Regions from separate parts of the Mus musculus genome. Here region 1 is linked to region 2. The links are chromatin contacts, found by Hi-C or POLR2A ChIA-PET in ENCODE. All regions are on one chromosome and are shown on one strand. The core of a region is the stretch at or near the end of the contact, and the rest is flanking DNA. Distances in the headings are between cores, read along the strand shown. Region 1 holds the start of Abca17 (ATP-binding cassette, sub-family A (ABC1), member 17). Region 2 holds the start of Ccnf (cyclin F).

Region 1 (3,562 bases), core at 394-2,893, 100 kb before region 2:
GAACCCTACGTTAAAGTTCATGAAAACGAAGATGCTGAAGCTTGAAGAACTGGGAGGAATTCCATCCAGGACCAGCACTGGCCGGTTGAGCCTGGAGCATTCCGCCGGCCTGCTGTGTCGCAGCCCGCAAAGCGCCTGAGGGCGGCGGCTGTCTGTCCACCTGCCAGGCCCGCACAATAGACCCCGTAACGACCCAGCGGTCTGTGCGGGTTCCTGCGAGCCCCGCGACCCCGCTATAGCGGGGACACACCCAGCATGAGGACGCCAAGACAGCTACACCTGCAGCAATACGAAGGGTCAGTCCGCGAGCCCGCAGGTCCCGGCGATAGGCAGGGGCTCGGAGGCCCCAGGTTGGGGCGCTGCCCGCTGGCAGAGTGGAGACCCGGGCAAGGACGGGAAATCTCAGAGCCCCGAGCTAGCGCGCGAGTGACAAGTCCTAGTGACACTCACCGACCCTCAGCGCCAGGGTGGCGGCGGTCTGCGCAGCTCTCTCGCCAGGTTCCCTCCCTTAGACTCCCGGTCCTGCTCCAGCCTTGCTGGGGCGGTTGCGGCCGAAGCTGACAACTGAGGCGGCGGGGCAGAGAGGAGGCGCCTGCGACAGGCGCGGGTGGAAGAACGCACCAGGAAGCTCCGGCTCCTGGAGGGGGTGGGGGGGCGCGTCGGAGCGCGCGTGCGCACTGGGCCGCCCCTGCAGGTGCCCCGGGTTTGCCCCCGGCCGGCTCAGCCTCGCCTAAGCTCTGGATTCAGCGTCTGCGCAGTGCCTGGCACATGTTGCCCAGCTCCGACAGAGGGCGCTCTGCGTAGCGCGTGCACCCCTCCCAGTTCAACATTCCGGATCGTGCGTCTGCGCAGTACTCCACGCAGGTCTCACCTCCAGTGGGCAAGCGCTTGTAGGGTGGGGTGAGCGTGCGTGATGGGTTGCCCCTGCGGGTTTTCTCCGCATCCGCCACTGATCGTGCAGCACGCCCTTGCTCGCGTCCAGCAAACAGTAGGCGTTAGTTTGGGGCTCTGAGCCCCGGGGTCGCTGGCCTGAAGCTCATCTCTGGACAAATGTGTTTCAAAGCAGTTGAGGCTGTAACATCAAGAATCTCACTTTCGCAGCGGGATTCAAGTTCCTCTTTCTCTTCAGGGCTCTCTCCCCATCTCACTCTTGTCACCAAGAGAAAGTGCTACTTTCTGCTCTCAGCAGGAGGAACCCAAGCCCTAGTGAGGTTAGGTCTAGGAACCTTTCAGAGGCGACAGCCCACAGCTAGGAAAGGGAAAGTCACGGTCCAGCCCAGCAGCACCACTAGGAGAATACAGTCAGGGTGGGAGGGGGTTCTCAGGGATCTGGGTCTCCTCAGGCAGAAGGCAGGGCGTCGGGGTCTCTTGGGCGGTAGAGTTTCCTCGGACAGGAGATTGGGGCGTTAGGATTTCTTCAGGCAGTAGACAGGCATGGAGGTGGGAGGGGGTTGTGGTTCCTTCAGACAGTAGGATGCGAACATCTGTGTGCCCTCGGCCCAGGCAGGAGGGAATGGCATTGGAATCACAGGTTGCTGCAGCTTGGGCATCCGCGCGGCTGGCCCGGGAGAAGCGGGGTTGAGCGTGGGCGTGGCCGTGTCGCGGGGCCAACAGTCGTCGAGGGCGATCCAGCGGGTCCTTCAGTGCCCGTGGCCACGGACAGGGTGCCTGCGGTGAGTGAGGCGCAGCCCTCCCCGGATTCCGGGCTGCGGACCAGACCTGCCTAGCCTTAAGGTAACCCTGGGATCGTGACTTCCGAATCAATGCCAGTTACACTGTGGTCATAACCTCTCGCTCTCTAGGGTCCTGTATGGCTAACCAGAAGATGGACTCCCTAAGAAAAGAGCCCTTGCCTGGTACATGGTCAGTTCCCTGGGGTCCTAGAACACCTTGTCCAGAAATGCTCTAGTCAAGTTTGCCGAATAAAGGGAGTCTCAAAGACCTGGCTTCAGGTCTTGAGTCCTTCACTAGTGTATTCAAGTCATTGTATTTTCCAGAATCTTAATTTCTCATTCCTAAAATTGAAATGGTAGTAATAGCGTATTCAAAGGTTGCGGTTCCCCCACAACCACCACTTTTTTTCCAAAGTGAAATGAGAAAAGTGCATGCTTAAGGGATTATCATCATGCCTGGCACTTAAATGGCAGTATGTGCCTGTTGTAACAAGCATGTAGCGGTGTGTGTTGGGGGAGATGGGGGGACAATTAAAGCAAGGTGGGGATTTGGATTATTGGTGTGCTGTAAACATCTCCAAAAGACTTTGTCCCCAAAGACTTTCTCTCCATCATCCTTCCAACCCAAAATGTCTCTCCCATTCTCTATTTCATGATAGGAGGTGTATGAATCTGGCTGACTGGAACTGGACGTTAAACTTAATCGCTTTTCTTTCAAAACAGTACTTGCCATTTTCAACTTAAATTCTTTAGTCCTTTCCAAACCTAAGCCTAGTTCTGCAGAACTAAATCTAGGAACAGAGCTGGGTGACTTAGAATTCCCTTAGGCAAAGGCGAGGTTGAGAGTATTCGTGATGCGTGTTCCTCAGAATCTCACAAAGTAGGTGTCTGGTGTCAAAGTCTCATTTTATTGTGTATTGAGGAGTACAGATGAAACTGGTAAAGGAAGTATTGAAACAGCCATCTAACACCAAATTCAAAGTCCTCAACAATGTATTGTTAGAACTGAATATATTGTTATTTGAAACTAATGTAAACACAATCACACGGAAATGTGTGTACATCATTGACTATGACAGTGAGTTATGTAGGCTTGTTCTATTAAATATCCAGGCAGCACAGAAACTGTAGCAACACTGCCATAGTGGTCTTTGTGTGAATCTCTATCTTGCTTCAAGTGTAGTTTGCATAGCTTTTAATCATCTAGAAGTTTTAGAGGTGTTTCATATAGATGATTAGTATATTCACAAATTTAAAATTTAGCAAGTATTATATAAATATATTCTTCAAATTTTAAAACAAAAGGCCACTTTTTTTATAACTGCCATCCTCTTCCCATGCCATTTGTTCAGTAAATACTCTCTCTATAATTTTGTACCTGTTTATGTAAATATATAGATTTATCTATAGATGTAAATTGGACACGTGACATTTGCATCTCTCTCTTCTCTCTCTTTCTCTCTCTCTCTGCCAGATGTCCCACCTTCTAATCTGTCTGAGCCCATTGGCTAAACAGCATTATTTTACAGACAGGAATACTTTCACACAGTGCACAAGAGATTTTCTCTGCACAGTTCTTGTGGTACTCAAGTTCACAGCCACACTTTTGGCATCCTGCCTTAGGATATAAGTTCTGTGTGTTTTCTTACCATTGTGGTACAATCTGCATGAGCTGATGAAACCACAGGGACCACTGCCAAAGCTTGGCACAGCCAGAGCTTGGTGCTATGTGGACTTTCAGCTTCCAAAGCTGTAAACCTCTTTTACTTATTCTCATACGTTTCATTATAGTAAGACAAAACCAATACGATGATTTGAAGGTTTTTTGTTTGTTTGTTTTTTGTATTTTGAGACAGTTTCTCTGTGTAAACCTGGCTGTCCTGGAACTC
Region 2 (3,476 bases), core at 618-3,117:
GGAGCTGAGAGTTCTACATCTTCATCTGTATCAGTATTCTGCTAGCACTGGCTTCCAGGAAGCTAGGATGGGGGTCTTAAAGCCCATACCACAGTGACACACCGACTACAACAGGAACACACTTTCTAATAGTGCCACTCCCTGGGCCAAACATATTCAAACGTGACAGAAGTGGTACCTAACTATAAGCCAACAGTCAGGAAGCTGGAGCAGGACAGACCTCACGTTATAGGTCAGCCTGGGCTTCGTGGGGTTTTCTAGTTTGCTTTCTGTTCTAACAAACAACAGGACCAAAAACAATTTATTTGTCTTACACTTCTAGGTCACAACCCATCATTGAAGGAAGTCAGAGCCGGAGCTCAACCAAGGCAGGACCATGGACCAGTGCTGTCTGGCTGATGCTCAGCTAGCTTTCTTATATAGCCTAGACACACCTACCTAGGGATGGCACCACCAGAGGTGGTGAGAGGCTGAACCCTCTCAGTCATCAATCATACCAATCCCTCACAGACATGGCCACAGACCAGTCTGATATGGGCAATCACATAACTGAGTCTCCCTCAGATGACTCTAAGCAGTGTCAGGTTGTTAGCTGAAGGGCATTGGGAGACCCTTTATCAAAACCAACAAAACCCGCCTCCAATAAATAATAGAAACTGAAATTGAGTAGGATACAAAACAAGGTAGAGCAAAAAAAAAAAAAAAGACAACTGATCAACTGATGACTTTGTAACTCTGATTAACCAGGGGACCAGATAGATTGTTATGTATTCTGAAATGTGATGGACAGCGGGTTTGCTCATTGTTAGATTTAGTTTTTTTAATACCTTCCAGAGGCTACCAAAAGCAAATTCTGAAAACAGCACTTCTGTCCCAAGTAACAAAGTACAAAAGGAGGAAGATAAAAAAGTAACAAAGTAGCTGGGTGGTGGTGCCACATGCCTTTAATCACAGCACTCGGGAGGCAGAGGCAGGCGGATTTCTGAGTTCAAGGCCAGCCTGGTCTACAGAGTGAGTTGCAGGTCAGCCAGGGCTACACAGAGAAACCCTGTCTCGAAGAAAAGAAAAAGTAACAAATTGGAAAACAGTATAGTCTTCCGGAAAAGAGACAGTGTGAGGGTTCCCCATGGAGATCAGCAGCAATGGGGAGCAAATCCCAAGTCTTGCTCTAGGGTTCTCTAATATTCTGTGCTGTGAACAGCCATTCCCTATTAACTGTCTCAGACCCACTAGAGGTCTTGCTATCCAGCTTCCAGCACAGGTCAGATACAGTGAGCATGCTGGCTTCGGGGAGGGGATGAAGGCTGACCCAAGCTGTGGGGATAAGCCTGGGCCTATTCCTCGCTCTCCACCCTCAAGAGACCACTTGTCTTTTCTCGACAGATCATCTCATGAGAATACGGAACATGTACTCGAGTGAACACATCGCTCAGCAGACTGTGACTGTGGCTGTGGCTGCCCGGCATCGGAGCCCAGCTTCTGCAATTTCCACATCAGTGTTGGAGTTGGCGCCTCCAAATGCAGTCTCCTCGGCCGGAAGCTCGCGTGGGAGGGACAGGTAGTAAGCCACGACCAACTCCGGACGGTAGGACAAGTCTTGGAGGGAGAAGACCAGCCCTCTCTGCCTCCGGGCGGGCTTTTTAGGATAGCCCGCCGGCGCCAGCTGAACTCCTCCGTCCCCCGCCCAGCGGAGAAGGCGGGTCAACCACGAGCGATAAGCCAATAGACAGCCAGCGTTTGAATTCGCGTCCTGGTGTAGCCAATCACAAATGCCCAGAGCCTGCGGGGCAGGAGAGGCTAGTGATCTGGGGGGCGTAACTCTGTGGTCCTACCAGTAGGAGCTCCCGGCGCGTTTGAAAACGGGGCGGGGGTGGGGCCCGCGCCTGCGTGAGGCGCTCCGTGCACTTGCCCCAGGCGCGGGCGCGCTTGAGAGCGGTCTAAAGCGGCAGTGGAGGGAGCTCGGCGATGGGGAGCGGCGGTGGTGAGTGCTGGCGGGAGCCGGGTAGGCGATAGGTCATACGGAACGGAGGCCGGAGGAGCATGGACTCGGGCCCCTGTGACCCGGGAGTGCGCGTCGCATCCCCCAAAGCACGGGGTAGGCACGTATCCCCGACTGCGAGCCCGCCCGCGCGGTTTAAATGCCCGCCCGGCGCCTATGCCTCTCCTGTTACCCCAGGGCTATTTAGGTTCTCTACTTAGCAAACTACGATTTTACTTATCTGTGAAGTCGTGGGCAATCCACACGATATAGAGCGATCTCAGGCCCTGTCCGGACTCTTGTGGGCGGCTTGATCACCTGAGGGTTGGCTGAGGCCACAGGATCTGCCCCGTGAAAACGTCTCACGACCTGGGGGTGCGATTTCACTTGTTAGAGTGGTTAAACACTTCCAGACATGCTCTAGAGCACACGAGTCAAGAAACTGTTATGATAATATTCTTAGAATGTTTGGGAATTATAGCTCTCTGGGTATACATTTGGCCTTTGCTGTAAATTTGGTTTCCAATAAGACTCAGGTGAAGAGTTTGGGAGTGGACAGTCTCTTAGAGACCTCCTGATGGAAAGCCCGAGGTCAGCCACTTTTGCCTCAGTGTGAGGAGGAAAAATAGGTAGAAAGATAGGCGCATTTATAAGTAGGAAGGCAGGACCTTGGGGGGGGGGGGTAATGTGGGGGCCCTTTGTGAAATAGGGAAAAAAGCCATAGGCGTTGAATGAAGAATGAATTGCTGAAGTAAATATTGGAACAACCCACTGTGGAGGAGAAGAGCTCATCTGAAGAGCATGTCTGGGTCCAGTTGCTGTGTGCCTGAGTTCTCAACATGTGGGCGCGACTCCATTGGGGGGGTCACACGACCTTTTCACAGGAGTTGCAGATCAGACATCCTGCATATCAGATATTTACATTAAGATTCATAACCGTAGCAAAATTACAGTTATGAAGTAGCAATGAAGGTATTTTATGGTTGGGGGTCACTGCAGCATGAGGAACTGAGTGTATTAAAGGGTCCACGGTGCTAGGAAGGGGTGATTTTGCACTGTAAGCTGAGTGTGGAAGACCCCTCTGTTTGGGGACTGGGGAGCTCTCACCATCTGCCAAGCTGAGAGCTGCTCTGGGATGGATCTGGCCTCCATGTTCTACAGAACGGCCTGCTAATTTGAGTTCCCAGTCTATGCTATGCAAGTCCCTTGGTCAACCATATGCTGATAGTCACATGTTCAAATATAAACAATGTAAGCTGGCCATAGTGACTAATACTTAGAATGCAGTACTTGGCAGGTAGAGGTAGGGGAATCAGGAGTTCAAGGGTAACCTCAGCTAATGTTAGTGAATTTGAGGCCAGCCTGGGCTATAGCAAAAGTCCAAGGGATCTTACTGACTGGTTGTGAGCTAGCCTTCACTGCTGAGCAGTTTCTTGGCCCCAAAAGTACCTTCTTGAGTACAGTTCAAGGAAAACTGAATGTTCATCAGTGTCGACTG

The links. A loop is a pair of places that touch in the nucleus more often than their neighbours do. ChIA-PET counts read pairs that join two places held with the same protein, here RNA polymerase II (POLR2A).
Region 1: a loop to region 2 is called in a map of left cerebral cortex, with 2.5 times the contacts of the local background. The contact joins the promoter of Abca17 here to the promoter of Ccnf in region 2. A Hi-C loop is called at or near these places in 5 of 37 maps with a recorded cell type or tissue (heart and left cerebral cortex). POLR2A ChIA-PET finds 5 or more read pairs at or near these places in 4 of 5 experiments (Patski and embryonic stem cell).

What each region holds. Positions count from the first base shown.
Region 1 is chr17:24,349,140-24,352,701 of GRCm38, reverse strand. It overlaps Abca17 (ATP-binding cassette, sub-family A (ABC1), member 17), which reads left to right and starts at 1,643. Exons shown (of 31, transcript NM_001031621.3): 1 at 1,643-1,734. It overlaps Abca3 (ATP-binding cassette, sub-family A (ABC1), member 3), which reads right to left and starts at 679. Exons shown (of 33, transcript NM_013855.3): 1 at 451-679.
Region 2 is chr17:24,249,800-24,253,275 of GRCm38, reverse strand. Ccnf (cyclin F) reads left to right here and starts at 1,867. Exons shown (of 17, transcript NM_007634.4): 1 at 1,867-1,981. The coding sequence starts at 1,966.